2 separate regions of the Homo sapiens genome follow, and region 1 is linked to region 2. Evidence: read pairs that join two places in POLR2A ChIA-PET (ENCODE). Cell type or tissue: Panc1. All regions are shown on one strand.

Region 1 (8,000 bases), 330 kb after region 2:
CCCGCATTGTATGAAATTCCTGTGATTCTGATATGTCTTAGCATATGTTAACAGTAGTAATTATGATAATGTAAAATTGTTGTATGCCACAAAAGCAACCAAATTTCCTTGTCAATTGTGTCTTTATGACTGTTCTAAGACTTGTCATCCACAGTTGTTTCACTTTTATCCTTTTCAAAAGATTTTTTTTTTTTATAATCAGCTATAGGACTCTGACAGGTGTCCTTGAATGCAGTTTTCTAATAACTTTATTTTCCTTTCACACCTTCAAGGAGAAGGAGGCCTTCAAACTCCCCCAGTGGCATAGCCAGTGCTAGCAAGATGGCAGTAAGGAGTACAGGCAGGCTGGCAAAGCACATGATAAAATTACAGTGGTCATCTGGACAACTCTGATGGCTGCTTTCTATAGCATGTTCCTAAGTCTCTAGGGTGAAAGATAAGGCCTAGGCCCTCGAATACATCTCGGTGTTCAGGCTGGAGGGTGGTGCTGTGGCCTGCTCGGGACTGCTTTTCTGGGGCTTGATCACAGGACTGAGGGAAATTTGATGAGGGTGCAGCCTGCACTGCAATAAAAGGGCCTATGGTGAGATGAAACCAGGGAGGGATTACCCAAAGAAGCCAAATAAAGGAAGAGGAGCATGAAATCTGGTCAGAGAAGCTGGAAGTTAGAGCAAGATTCTGACATGAAAGGCAACATCTATAAATGAGAAATGGAATTGAAGTTGGAGGAAGTCAGTTTCCCCAGGGATAGAAAGCAGAGATTAGGAAGTGCTGGCCAGGATCCATCAGAGCCACATTGTGATGTAAGGTTGTAAGTGAATGGTTTGTTGCATCCAAGTGCACAGTACACATGAGCAAGAAGCCCCATGGTAATCAAATCTTGGGGTCTGGCCCAGCAGGAGAGAGAGAGAAAGGAATACTATACAACACTGTGATTCCAGACACCATATCATCTCTCCAGCCCAGCAATCTCCTTGTGACAATCATGGCAAAAGCCATCATTCTCTAAACTTTTTTTAATTTTTTACCTTGTAGGGAAAGGAAAACTTCTCCTCTACCCTCTTAGGTTCTTAAACTGAGACCTACAGATTAAATTGACAAAAAAAAAATTATGATTAACGGGAGAAATCATACAAATTTTATTTGATGTCAACAATTTTACATAGCATCAGGGACCTCACAGACAAGAAGTGAAAACCCCAAAGAAGCAGTTAGACCCAAAGGCTTGTATACCATTTTAACCAAGGGCTGTAAATTTTTGGAGAAGTGACAAGGCAAAGGAAAAGGATATGGAATTCTAGGGGTAGCAAGTTCTGGGAAAGTAACTAGGGGGTATATGGGGAAAACTAATGAAAAATAAGGGTTACTTTAGGAAGTTTTGCTTGGCAAACATATCTCAGCATTGACCTCCCATCTCCAGTGATAAGAATGTTCTCTCCTTCCTAGGAAAACCTTTCTCATGGGAAATTTATGCCCTGCTTTTAGGTAGAAATGGGAAGAGCAGACAGCCCTTTCTGAATCTGCTGTTTTTCAGTTCCCTTCAGATCAAAATAATGAACATGCTTAAGTGGCATATTTTGGTGTGGCGTGTTCAGATGCCCATGCCTTTCAATCTCAAGAATGAGTTCTGTACAAAACTCTCATGCACTTTTGGTGAGAATGTAAAATATTACAACCAGTTTATTATTAGTATTATTTTAGAGACAGAGTCTTGTTCTGTTGCCCCGGGGTGGAGTGCAGTGGTGCCATCATAGCTCACTGCAGCTTCCAACTCCAGAGCTCAAGCCATATTACTGTTTCAGCTTCCCAAGTAGCTGAAACTACAGGCACGCACCATCACACTGAACTCATTGATCTGACAGTTTCTTGTAAAGTTAAGCACTCCCTGTCCTATGACTTAGCCATTCCATGCCTAGGTATTTACCCCAGAAGAAAGAAAACATACGTCTTCACAAAGAATTCTACACAAACGTTCCAAAGAGCGTTATTCATAACAGTTGAAAATCTGAAACAAATCAAGTATTCATCAACAAGTGAGTGGAAAAACAAGTTATAGTACATTCATACAATAAAATATTACTCAGCGATGAACCATTTGATAGACACAATGCATTGATAAATTTTACAATTGTATTGTGTGAAAGGAGCAGACACAAAGAATTCAAGTTGTTTCCTAGCTGCTGGTTGTAAAAAAAAAAAAGAATTCAAATTTTATTATTCCATTTATATGAAATTCTACAATAGGAAAACTAGTCTGTCATAATGCAGAGCAGTGGTTGCCCATGGCCAGGTATGACATGGGGTACTACAAAGGAGCCCATGGCACTTTTGGAGTGAGGAAATGTTCCATGTCTTGACTGTGGTGGTGGATACATAGGCCAAGACTTTCTCGACACTCACTAAACTCTACACTTTTTTTTTTTTTTGAGACAGAGTCTCACTCTGTCACCCAAGCTGGAGTGCAATAGCACGATCTCAGCTCACTGCAACCTCCGCCTCCCGGGTTCAAGTGATTCTCCTGCCTCAATCTCCTAAGTAGCTAGGATTATAGGCATGTGCCACCACACCTGAGTAATTTTTGTATTTTTAGTGGAGACGGGGTTTCACCATGTTGGCCAGGCTGATCTTGAACTCCTGACCTCAGGTAATCCGCCTGTCTCGGCCTCCCAAATTGCTGGGATTACAGGTGTAAACCACCACGCCCAGCCTGAACTATACACTTTAAATGGAGGCAGTTTGTTGTATTATAAATTATACCTCAGTATATATCCAAAGGATTATAAATCATGCTGCTATAAAGACACATGCACAAGTATGTTTATTGCGGCACTATTCACAATAGCAAAGACTTGGAACTAACCCAAATGTCCAACAATGATAGACTGGATTAAGAAAATGTGGCACATATACCCCATGGAATACTATGCAGCCATAAAAAATGGTGAGTTCATGTCCTTTGTAAGGACATGGATGAAGCTGGAAACCATGATTCTCAGCCAACTATCGCAAGGACAAAAAAACCAAACACTGCATGTTCTCACTCATAAGTGGGAAGTGAACAATGAGAATACATGGACACAGGAAGGGGAACATTACACACTGGGGACTGTTGTGGGGTGGGGGGAAGGGGAGAGGGATAGCATTAGGAGATATACCTAATGCTAAATGACGAGTTAATGGGTGCAGCACACCAACATGGCACATGTATACATATGTAACAAACCTGCACGTTGTGCACATGTACCCTAAAACTTAAAGTATAATAATAATAAAATTTAAAATATATATATTAGTCAGTGATTGAGCTAGAACTCAAACCTAATTCTACTCTATACTGCATATTGTTTCAGTTTACAATAAAAATATTTATGCTTAAAAAAATAAATAAATTATACCTCAGTAATGTTGATTAATTAAAAAAAGAATGAGCTCTGATAACTAAACTGTTAATCTTACAAACCTAAGAGAAGTCTGCAAGGACCACTTACTCCCGCAACCAAACAGATAATTGTGAGCTAGTCCTGGAATGTGCAAGGCCAGTAGAGAGGAGACACACCTCTTCATGGATAGGAATCAGGGAGGGACCACACAGGAGCCTGGGAAGGAATGTCCTTGCCAGGGTGAGGTGGCCAGGAGCTGAGCCTGCAGAGAGGGGGAACCTGGGGGCTGAAAACAGGGTAGCAGGCAGCCAGCTTTGCAGGGAGGGAAGAAGGGAGAGGAGAGGTGCCCCTGAGGCCAGAGTTCTCTAGCAACACTGATGTGGGTATCAGAACTTCAGAACTGCAGAGAAGTCGTAAAGCTAAGCATGACCACCCTTTCTTAGTCAAAGTCTTCTAAAAAGTCTAAAGTGACTCCATCCAAGAGAAGAAAGAGAAGCAAACTGTCTCTGGGGGAAAGCCTCCCCAATTTAGGCCTCAACAACTATCGCTCAAAAACCAAGAAATGAACTCATAGCCTTGAAAGTCTGAATAAGAATAAATAAAAACAAGAAACATAGATTCAGGCCAGGCAAGGTGGCTCACGCCTGTAATCCCAGCACTTTGGGAGGCCAAGGCAGGTGGATCACTTAAGCTCAGGAGTTCAAGACCAACCTGGGCAACATGGTGAAGGCTCATCTCTACAAAAATTAGCCAGGCGTGATGACACATGCCTGTAGTCTCAGCTACTCAGGAGGCTGAGGTGAGATGATCACTTGAGCCTGGGAGGTCCAGGCTACAGTGAGCCGAGATCATGCCACTGCGCTCCAGCCTCGGCAAGAGTGAAACCCTGTCTCAAAAAAAAAAAAAAAAGAAAAGAAAAGAAAGAAAGAAAGAAGAGACACAGATTCAGACCACTAAGAATTATAGATGTTACATTTATCAGCTTCGTATGAAAATGTTTTTAAAATTTAAGGATGTAATTACAAAAATAAGCTTATAAGAAATAAGAAAAAATAGATTTGTTTTAAAAATCCTTTTATATGAAAAAGAAAGAAAATAAAATAGAACTTCTACAGATGAAGAATATAATTATTGAAATCTAAAATTCAATATACAGAACAGATAGCAGCTGAAGTCAGAATTAGAGAGCTGAAGCTATGGCCAAAGAATTTATCCAGACAGCAGCATAAACGGATAGCAGATTGAAAATATGAAAGCTTAAGAGACATGGAGAATAAGGTCAGGAGAGGCAATATTAAGAGCAAATGGGCCGGGCGCAATGGCTGATGCCTGTAATCCTAGCACTCTGGGAGGTCAAGGCAGGTGGATCACTCGAGGTCAGGAGTTCGAGAGCAGCTTGGCCAACATGGCTAAACCCTGTCTCTACTAAAAGTACAAAAATTAGCCAGGCATGGTGGTGCATGTCTGTAATCCCAGCTATTCAGGAGACTGAGGTGGGAGACTTGCTTGAACCCAGGGAGCAGAGGTTGCAGTGAGCTGAGATCACACCACTGCACTCCAGCCTGGCAACAGAAACTCTGTCTCAAAAAAAAAAAAAAAAAAGCAAATGGCTGTAAATTTCCCGAACCAAAAAAAAAAAACAAAACCACGAATCTATAGATCCAAGAAGAACAATTTATCCCAAGCAGAATACATAAAAAGAAAGCCACCTTAAAATACATCACAATGGAACAGCAGACTCTAAAGACAAACAGATCTTGAAGCATCCAGAAAGAAAGGACCACAAAGAAACAACAAAGCAAAAAAGAAGCCAGAGATGGCAGAATGTTTTGAAAGTACTAAGATATTATAACTGCTAATTTAGAATTGTACATCCAGGAAAACTGTTTTTCAAAAATGAAATCAAGCCAGGCACAGTGGCATGTGCATGTAATTCCAGCTACTCAGGAGGCTGGGGCGGGAGGTTCCCTTGAGCCCAGGCAATACAGCGAAAACTTGTCCCTTAAAAAAAAAAAAAAAATGAATGAATGAATGAAAGCAAACCACTTTCACAGTTTTTAAAAATGTGGACTACCAAGGGAACTGCTCTAAAAAAAAAAGAGAGAAAAAGCTTTACTTCAAGTAGGTGAAAAGATTTCAGAAGAAAGTCTTAGAACAGGCTGTGCATGGTGGCTCACGCCTGTAATCCCAGCACTTTGGGAGGCTGAGGTGGGCGGATCATGAGGTCAGGAGATCAAGACCATCCTGGTCAACATGGTGAAACCCTGTCTCTACTAAAATAAAAAATAAAAAAAATTAGCTGGGCATGGTGTGTACCTGTAGTCCCAGCTACTCAGGAGGCTGAGGCATGAGAATGGCTTGAACCCAGGAGGCTGAGGTTGCAGTGAGCCAAGATCGCCCCACTGCACTCCAGCCTAGTGACAGAGTGAGACTCCATCTCAAAAAAAAAAAAAAAAAAAAGGTCTTAGAATAAAGTCTTGTCCTAGAAAGACAAGAAGAAATAGTGTACAGAGAAAGTGGTAAACAGGTAAGCAAATTGAAACATACTGGGTGTTAGCCTTATAAATATAATACTAATAGTGTTTACATCATGTGGCTAGTTCCTCCACCCACGGGAAATAATGAACAACAGTGTATAAATCAGAACGGGAAATACCAAAGTGAAAGCATTTTAAAGTCCTTTTAACATCATCGGTGCCGTTCTTTAAACAGAGTTAATGCATTAAAAATGCATAATAACTTCTGCACCTGCATGCAGCTGGTGCAATAGCAATGCCTATTTCTCTGTCCATCTGGAAGGAACTTGCAGAGGATGATGCAATACCATGACTATCATAGCTTCCAGTGCCTTGATGAAACCTCAAGGTTTTTGGCCTTTTGGCCAAGCATCTGCCATTTCATACTGTTGCAGCATTTGTTGTGTCCTAGGAGTTGCAACTATCTATAAGTTTGTTGTGGCTAAACCATGAAATAAGGCATATATAGATTTCTGCAGAAATTATAATTCTACAAATGATTTTGAAGAGATGAAAAAGGTTGGTATCTTTTGGAATGCAAAGTGATATTGGAATGTAAAGAATTTCTGGGGATTGTGTTCCATGGAAGTTTGTCACTGGCCTACGTTCCTGAACTGTGAAACATGAATATGTGGGCAAAGGAATAGTTTGTTTTGATAGATTAACAAATATGAAAAAAATGCATGATAAAATCAAGAGCTATAATTAAAACACTAAAATTGGAATATGTGCTTCCTAAGTAGTAGAGAAACAGGAAAAATAAGAACATGCAATCAATCAATAACCCCATTTAAAGGCCAAATATAAGGAATGGAGACAACACAGGGGCTGGGCACAGTGGCTCACATCTGTAATCCCAGCATTTTGGGAGGCCAAGTTGGGTGGATCACTTGAGGTCAGGAGTTTGAGACCAGCCTGGACAACATGGTGAAACCACATCTCCACTAAAAATACAAAAATTAAAAATTAAAAAGAACACAGAAAAGTGAACCAAATAAAAATCAAAAATTAAATGTAAGAAATTAGTCCAAATACTCAACATAGAAAATGCTAATGGACTAGACTTGCCAATGCAAAGAGAGAAACAGATCAAATTGTTTAAATATTTAGCTATATGTGTTTATAAGAGTTACACCTCAAGCATAAAGATATGGAATGGTTGAAAGTAAAAAAAAATATGAGGAAAATATATGTGAGAAAATGCTAATCAAGGGAAATCTAGTGTAGCTATATATATTTTTATTTATTTACTTTTAAATAAATAAACTATGAGGTAGGTACTAGAAGGTCAAATATGAAAACAACGTGATCCATGCCTGAAAAGATGTAGAGTTTAGTAAGGATAACAAACAAAGAAATGGATCATTTATTCCACTTTAGAACCAGACAAAAGAGGAAATTCACATTTTAGGAAGAATGTATAGTCCTGAAATATAACCAGTCTATTTTTATTTATTTTTCAAGACAGGGTAACCCTGTTGCCCAGGCTGGAGTGCAGTGGTGCAATCATAGCTCACTGCAGCCTCAAACACCTAGGCTCAAGCCCTCCTTCCACCTCAGCCTGTGAGTAGCTGGGTCTACAGGTACACACCACTACACGTGACTATGATGTAGCTATACTAATTTCAGCAAAATAGATTTTAAGACAAAAGCATCGGCCGGGCACAATGGCTCATGCCTGTAATCCCAGCATTTTGGGAGGCCAAGGCGGGCGGATCACGAGGTCAGGAGATCGAGACTATCCTGGCTAACACGGTGAAACCCCATCTCTACTAAAAATACAAAAAATTAGCTGGGCGTGGTGGCACGTGCCCGTAATCCTAGCTACTCGGGAGGCTGAGGCAGGAGAATTGCTTGAACCCGAGAGGCAGACGTTGCAGTGAGCCGAGATCGTACCGCTGCACTCCAGCCTGGGTGACGGAGTGAGACTCCCTCAAAAAAAAAAAAGACAAAAGCATCATTAGAGTTGAAGACAGTCAACACACAATGGTAAAGGTCCAATTCACTAGAAAATTTTAACAGTTCTAAGCATGTAATAACCTAATTAGATTCAAAATAACTCAGTATGTGGTAAAACAAAAACTGACAAAGTTACAGAGAGAAA
Region 2 (8,000 bases):
ATTGTTGTTCATATAAGATGAATGATATGAATCCATTGGGAAAAGGTTGAAATTTCTTGCTGAGTTTACATGATGTACTGACAGTGACAAAGATAACATAAAACTCATGTACTGCCGCAAGGACATAGACAACACATGAGTTAAATGAACTTTGTCAATTCAAAGAATGTTTAAGATTAGCCATAGCGTTAGAAAACTTGAATGCGTTATAGTTTTACAACTCACATATAAAAGACATTTGATAGAGGCCTTTCTAAATTTAAATGATTCTAAAAATGTACGTGACAATACCAGTTATAAATTGTGAAGATAAAACTTCTTAACTATTGTCATAGAAGATAAATATTGATCAGTCATGCTAGAAGAAAGACTAAATCAACCGTCTGTTGTCATAGAATATATTATAAAGTTGTGGACATACAAAGAAGCAGTCAAAGAGTATCCACCCAAAATACAAGAGTAAAGAAGTACTATAGCTGGATACAGTAGCTCAGACCTGTAGTCCCAGCTACTTGGGAGGCTGAGGCAGGAGGATTGCTTGAGCCCAGGAGCTCAAGGCTGTAATAAGCTGTAATTACATCACTACACTCCAGCCTGGGCAGCAAAGCCAGACCCCATCTCTAAAAATAATTAATTACTAACACCCTGTCTCTAAAATAAATACCCCATCTCTGAAATAACAAATACCCTGTCTCAAAAAAGAATCAAACTATAGAGGTACATCAAGATTTTATATAATGAAATATTTCTAGATTTTGTGATTTTTTTTTCAGTTTTGCAAAACTTGCAATTTTTTGTGGCTTGTTTTCTAATTCTAAATATTCCCTTTGTTTCTAATTGTATATTCAAATTTTATACTATTTTGAAGAGAAAGTTTGTAAGTTCCAGGCCTCGTAAAATATTTTCAGGACCCATGAAAGCCCAGGTTCCAGATTATGATTGATCAGTCCCTGCCCCAGGGTATACATTATCTCTAACATTTGATCTAAAATGGGGCATTCTTATCATGCTTATCCTTTGAGGAATTCCCTCACTTTAACAACAGCTCAACCAGGCATTTAAAAAAATATGTTTTAATCTAATATGTTAGGGGTACTTTGAAGGAATCTTTCTGGTCTTTGAAGGAATATCTACGATATTCTATAAATCCTCATTTATGAACATAAAGTTGCTCTGTCGAATCCCCCCTAAAAAAATGACTCTATTGGGATTTTTAGTGTGCTATTCACACTTTAAATGAAAAATGGATGTCTTTAAGAATTGATGGCTTTATAAAACCCAGTCATCCTGTCTAGGAACATAATCTAGCTTTTCATTTATTCATGTCCTTTTTTATCTAGCTCAGTTGACTGCTGCAGTCAATACCTCTCCCCACCCCCGCAATCCCCACACATAATCACACAAGGCCAAACATCTCTTGTTAAGGCAATTCCTAGACGTTTTATAATGTTGGTTGCTATGAGTGGGATTTTTAAATTGTTTTAACAGTAGCATTAGTATCTGTGCATTGATGGTATTAGAAAATTATTGATCTTTGTATGTAACATACGTTACATATGTTTATATGTGTATTTCGTAAGTGGCCACCTCACTGAGCTTTCTTGGGTTTTCTAAATGGGCAGTCCTGACATCTGTAAAGAATGGCTTTATTTCTGCCTAATAGCTATACTTCTTGTTCTTATTTATCTCTAATACTGGCTATGACTCTCAGACCAGTGTTGTTAGTACTGATGAAAAATATATTGTCCTTTTATTGACTTTAATGTGAATGTTCCTCCTGTTTTGTTAATAAGTAATGTGCTAGCTGTTGTTGATTGGCAAGTTTTTGCTTTTAGTTTTGGGTGTTTTGTTTTTTTTCTTTTTAATGTTAAGAGAACTGACCCTCTTAAATGCTAAGAAAAGTAGTTTTCTAAGCATTTTCCTAAAAAGATGATTCCGCCTAATGAGGCCACAGCTCTGGACTTGTGGCATGTATATGTGTGTATGCGGACCTAGGACATGTGAACATGATCTCAGGAGGGCCATACAGGCTGCCCCATTCTCTAAGTAGCCTGAGATTTGAAATTCAGATCTTGTGTTATTAAGAAAACTCTAGGGTCTACCTCCTATGAGTGTGTTGTAGTGGAATTTTGTTCAGCAGAATCCCATGATGGAGGTTGTTTGTTAAAAAACAGGTTTTTTGTTTTGTTTTTTCTTTTCTTTTCTTTTGTTTGTGAGACATGATTAGATTCAGAACCTCAGGCTCTCCCACTAACAGGAATATGCTGTTTTCCTGCTTCCCAGTGACGCCAATGCCCCCTTTGCCCAGTGGAGCACAGAGCGTGTGTGTGCATGGCTGGAGGACTTTGGCCTGGCTCAGTATGTGATCTTTGCCAGGCAGTGGGTATCTTCTGGCCACACCTTATTGACAGCCACCCCTCAGGACATGGAAAAGGTAAGGGCTCAGCTTGGGGAGAGGAGGCTCCCATTTCTCCCCAAAGCATGGGGAGGCCAGGGTCCGCCACTCCTGTCACACATACACACAGGAGGATGGATGGAGGAGGCTGAGAGTTCCTCTGTAGCTGCAGGTTGGCATCCCAGGGCACGGTGTGGAGATACACTGCCATACTCAGAGCATCTCCACCCAGACACAGCTTTCTCTGAGGGCCAAATTGCCTGCCAAAATTTCACATGTGGTCTTCATCTTTTAATTTCAGGAGCTAGGAATTAAGCACCCACTCCACAGGAAGAAGCTTGTTTTAGCAGTGAAAGCCATCAACACCAAACAGGAGGAGAAGTCTGCACTGCTAGACCACATTTGGGTGACAAGTAAGGATAGGCATATATGTATTAAGAATGTCTCTGGCAGCAACTAAGAGTAGAAAGAATTTTCCTGTTAAATGGGTACCTCAAGGACAGCTGTCTCCTTGTAAAAAGCAGAGGAATTACTAAACTTTTGGGGGAATAAAACGAACCTCAAAATATAATTTGCTCCCCTTTTTTTGGTGTCTACATTCTCTCATTCTCATGAATCCTGACACATCTGGGGTTTTTGTATTTGTAGGGTGGCTTGATGATATTGGCTTACCCCAGTACAAAGACCAGTTTCATGAATCTAGAGTTGACAGACGAATGCTGCAATACCTAACTGTGGTGAGGACTTTTTCTTTAAATATTTCAGTTGTCCCTGTGAGCACTCAGCTCACGTGTACCCATGGTGGTTATTTTAAACTTGATTCCATATATTCTTAAGGCCTTGAAATAGTATCATTTGTCACAAAAGAGGTCCCAAGTAGCAGAGTACAAACCACTGTGATAAGCTATTGGTGTCTCCACGTGCACCTTCCTGAGATGTGGTTGACTTGTCTATGCTTGGTCTGGTGAGGGACATCAGGGGTCTTTTGTCACTTTGGAAACTCTGGTTTATAAACCAAACTTTCCTCTTTCAGAACGATTTACTCTTCTTAAAAGTCACCAGCCAACTACATCATCTCAGCATCAAATGTGCCATTCACGTGCTGCATGTCAACAAGTTCAACCCCCACTGCCTGCACCGGCGGCCAGCTGATGAGGTGAGACCACAAATAGTATCTCTCCAGGTAGCCCTGAGCCAGGACCCCTGAAACATCGAGCATGAGCAAACAAGAATGACATCATAAAAGCACTGTTTTTTGCACCATGGTGCCTGGGATTCTTTTGTTTGCTTGTGCTTCCTGTTGCCCCAAACATCCGTTACCTGCACTTTGTGTCTCACAGTAGCCATAGACCTCTAAGCTCCCACCCTCCACTGGGGAGACACATGCTATAAAGTCATCATAGTGATTAAAGGAGATGAGGAGATGGTGCAAAGGAGAGGGGGAGGGAAAGACAAAATGGAAAGATGGGTGTCACAGTAGAAGAGAAGAGAAGAGACAGAGGAGGGGGAAGAGGAGCCCGTAGAAGCTAGACATTTCAGAATAGGTATCCCTACTTGTAGATCCAAAATTAACTGACTTCCAGGCCCAGGTACAGGGGATCCATGAGTAGTCTTGCTAGAGAAGAAATAGTATACGTAAATAACAGCACCCCAAGTCTTGAAGAAATAACTGATTATGTTCCATGAACTTCGGAGTTCTTGGTGGACCCCCAAACTGAAGATTGTCAGTCACATCCTATCTCCTCTGTTCCTGGGAACTAGGTCTAACCTTGCTGTAAAATTAACTCAGCTTCCTGGGCTGCTACCTTTGCTGTCTATCTCCTATTTTCTCCTTATTCAACCAACATGTTTTGAATGTCTTGTATATGTCAGGCACAGCGCTGTGCATTTTTAAGACCACAGTGCTACGTGAGAGCACTTAGGAATAAGTACCTTAAGGTGTGCTCCCCTAAAATCATTGGCCACACCAGGGAGATCTTTCATCTATAAACCACTTGGATTGTAAAATTGACAGTCATCTTTAAAGTTCTGTTGAATCACTGAAAGAATAACTATAATGTCCTCATTTATTTGTCTCAAAGTTAGCTGGAAAATGATGGAGTAACAGAATTCTGGATTCAGATATCTCAGTGTGGAAGATCTTCAAAGATTCAGTGGGAGCTCTATTTCCTAGAAACTGGGGAGGCTGGTGCTCTGGCAGATGGGGTGGGTCACTAAGCTTGAGGGCCTTCTATTGTTGTGATGCGTCTGGGGCAGGGTTACTTACCGGGGCTGACTCCACAGAGGACCATGGTGGGACCTATTAAGCCTAACTTCCTCACTCTCCTTCTCCCTCTGACAGAGTAACCTTTCTCCTTCAGAAGTTGTACAGTGGTCCAACCACAGGGTGATGGAGTGGTTACGATCTGTGGACCTGGCAGAGTATGCACCCAATCTTCGAGGGAGTGGAGTCCATGGAGGCCTCATTGTGAGTGGCTCTCTGGCCTAGCCCACCTGCCTTGGTGCAAATGGGATATTCAGAAACTTATTTATTAAGGACAAGGCACAAAAGCTAACGAAAAAAAATAGGTACTTCATCTGGAGGTCTTGCATAATTTGATGTCTCAAAGTATTTTGATAACTTGTCCTTGAGAATTAATATACCTCATGGAAGCAAGATGCCTTCTGGCAGCACCTCCTTGGCATGAGACTTGAGGATTCTAGGTCGATGGGTTGCATGGAGACCAACGCTTACAAGGCGAGGGAACAGCAGGGCTGAGGAAGGGACGGGGAAGCCGTAAAAATGCAGCTTCCCACTTGCTGCAATAGGATCCCTATCACTACTCAGATCTGTCAGTGGCAAAGCCAGAGGGGAAATGAGGAAGTGTGGTGGCTTGGATGTCATCCAGAGAAGATCCTGAGAGACAGCCTCACCAAAGAGGTCCCAGTTCTCTGCTGGTCTGTGAAAACAAGGTGGTCAGTCAGCACATGTGCTAGTATGTGCTCAGAGCCAGGCCCTGTGCCAGCCAGTGAGTGGAGTGGGACTCAGAACAAGTGACTGAGCTCCTGTCCCTCCTCTGGAGGCACCCCCAGCCCCAACAGGCCAGTCTCTCAGCATCCTCCCCCTCGAGCCATTTGTATTTGCTCCTGGCCAGGCTTGTCTCTGGTTCCTTCTTAGATCCTGGAGCCACGCTTCACTGGGGACACCCTGGCTATGCTTCTCAACATCCCCCCACAAAAGACGCTCCTCAGGCGCCACCTGACCACCAAGTTCAATGCCTTGATTGGTCCGGAGGCTGAACAGGAGAAGCGAGAGAAAATGGCCTCACCAGCTTACACACCACTGACCACCACAGCCAAAGTCCGGGTGAGTTGCAGAGCCTTTCTGGGTGGGCCCTGGGCTGCCTCCTGGCCCTCACGCAGCACAGCACCTGGCGCGATGCCCACAGCCAGAGCAGCATGCGCAGCCTGGACAAAGAGGATCTTTCAGCTTCTGCTGTGGGCTTGTGGTCTGTGAGGCCAGTCTTTGTTAAGCCAGTTCTCCACCAGTTTGGAGTCCAAGGAAGACAGTGCAGGTTTCTTTACCTAGAAAATATGTGCAGGAAGCACCTATCCTCAGGTGGCTTAGAGCTCGTCCTCTACCCCACTGCTGCTGTGACTCACCTTGCAGAGCGGAAGCGCTCCGAGTCTGGCTTTCCTTCGGTCAGGCCTGCCTGCGTGCCGCAATGCCGTGGGATCTTGGTCAAAGCTGTCCTGCTGATATAGGAAGTGCTTCCAATGGAAGCTGGTTCCATTTGTCTTGTTTCGTGAAGTGGCCAGCACACAGATACCCAGAGGTCCCCAGGTCTTTCAAGCACCAACACTACTCACTGGGGCTCCCAGAATCCCACAAAGCCCTTTAGACCTGCCTGAGCCACAGCATCCTCAGACCACATTCTTCCCAGACTACAGACCAACAGGCAACCTCTGGAGGCCAGGCTGGTCCTATCCCTGGTAGTGTTGATGCTTCATGCCCAGCTACAACTCAGGCACAGACCTCCTTCCCCAGGGGAGCAAGACAGGAAGTATGTCTGGGGGAGTCAGGCAGAAACAGTGCTGGATGACGCTAGGGCAGGGAGCAACCTGGGGCTATCCTACGCGCCTTTAGATGGTGCCAGGTGCTGAGATGGGAAAGGGTTGGGGTGCCAGCAGCTGTGCTGAGGCAAGTTCTCTGTGCTTCGCCTCAAATGCAGACCTCAAGTACATTCTAAAGGAACTCCCAGTTCATCTATGGAAATAAGAAAGTCACTTTGGTGGGGCAGCCAGGCATGAGTTTCAGGCATAGTATTGGAGGGGCAGCTCTTATTGTTCAAGATTATTTACCTATTGGCCTTTCTGCAGCATAGAAATTGCTTCCAAGAGCTCTGTTTTGTTCAGAGTCTTTCTAGGAGCAGTTTACATTATTCCTCTCCTTGAGTGCCTGCTCTTAAATTTTAAGTATATTGTCAGTCATACCTGCACACTGCCTTGATTGCCTTCTCATAATCTTGCATTTTCTGTGTTTTAGCCAAGGAAACTAGGATTTTCACACTTCGGAAACATAAGAAAAAAGAAGTTCGATGAATCGACGGACTACATTTGCCCAATGGAGCCCAGTGACGGTGTCAGTGATAGTCACAGGGTCTACAGTGGCTACCGGGGCCTCAGCCCCCTTGATGCCCCTGAACTGGATGGGCTGGACCAGGTGGGACAGATTAGCTGATGCCCTTGTCACCTGCCCTCTGTGCACCCTGAGAGCTCACAGTAACACTGTGTGTGTCACCATATAACTGCACCTCACCCCCGCACGTGTGCATGACTCGCAGAGAATATTCCAGCAATTGTGTACCCCTGGGCCAGTCTCTTTGAACCCTGAGGGTGGCCAGGATCTGGAGCTGCATCTCTAAGGGGCCAGGCTTTGGGGACCATTGCCAAAGGTGGACTCAGGAGGAAAGACACTTAAAGACACTTTTACATGTCTAGTAATTCTTGATGTTCATCTTCAGCACCAGTGGAAACACATGAACTTCGATGCAGGTCCAGAGACCATGGACACTCCCACGAGGCTCAGCTCTCAGGCACCCCCTACACTTCAGTTGAGGGAAAAGCTCAAGTGCCTTAGGCCCGTGGACCACAGTCTTGGCTGAGATCAAAGGGATGAGCAACAGGGACTTCTGCCACAGTGACAATGGAATTGTGTTGTGCCTTACTTCAGAGGTGGTCTCTTCTTTCTTGTAATAAAAGCAATATTTATGCGGAAAGCAAGCAGCTCACCATATCTTTAACTTTGTTGGGGAAAAAGAGCTGAGGGTAGCTGGAAATGGAGTCCTACGGATTGCAGAGCTGAAGAGCCGGTGGCACTGAGCCTAGTCCTCAGCCAGGTGCATGCTCAGGATTCACCAGGGGGGTAGAGCAAGGCGGGACCCCCTCCCATAGCCTTCAGAGGAGGTCCGTGGCCGCACTGCTTCAGAATTTGCTTCCCTCTGTGAAGCCGAGGGGGCTTCAAGTCTCATGCACATCCTGACCATAGGGTCCATCTGTCGTGCAGACCTCAAAGCTGAGTGCTTTCAGTGGCATGAGCCCCCCCAGTGAAGGGGATGGTGGGGAG

What was found. Peaks named below come from ENCODE experiments on the same cell type or tissue, not always from the same donor. Only the 100,000 strongest peaks of a DNase experiment are listed, where the experiment ranks them.
Region 1: POLR2A ChIA-PET joins it to region 2 with 11 read pairs; 2 of 35 experiments call an interaction of 5 or more read pairs at or near these places.

What each region holds. Positions count from the first base shown.
Region 1 is chr11:7,971,267-7,979,266 of GRCh38, forward strand. It overlaps the pseudogene COX6CP5. Among named protein-coding and RNA genes, the nearest start is that of NLRP10, 9.8 kb to the left of the region's middle. In Panc1, no CTCF peak of the experiment used is centred here; DNase peaks (open chromatin) are centred at 6,205 and 6,485; H3K4me3 peaks cover 392 bases; H3K27ac peaks cover 2,937 bases.
Region 2 is chr11:7,646,104-7,654,103 of GRCh38, forward strand. PPFIBP2 (PPFIB scaffold protein 2) reads left to right here. Exons shown (of 24, transcript NM_003621.5): 18 at 2,284-2,434; 19 at 2,697-2,808; 20 at 3,044-3,132; 21 at 3,429-3,551; 22 at 4,737-4,862; 23 at 5,553-5,741; 24 at 6,921-7,653. The coding sequence ends at 7,115. Among named protein-coding and RNA genes, the nearest start is that of CYB5R2, 23 kb to the right of the region's middle. RefSeq lists an enhancer at 4,770-5,969. In Panc1, no CTCF peak of the experiment used is centred here; no DNase peak of the experiment used is centred here.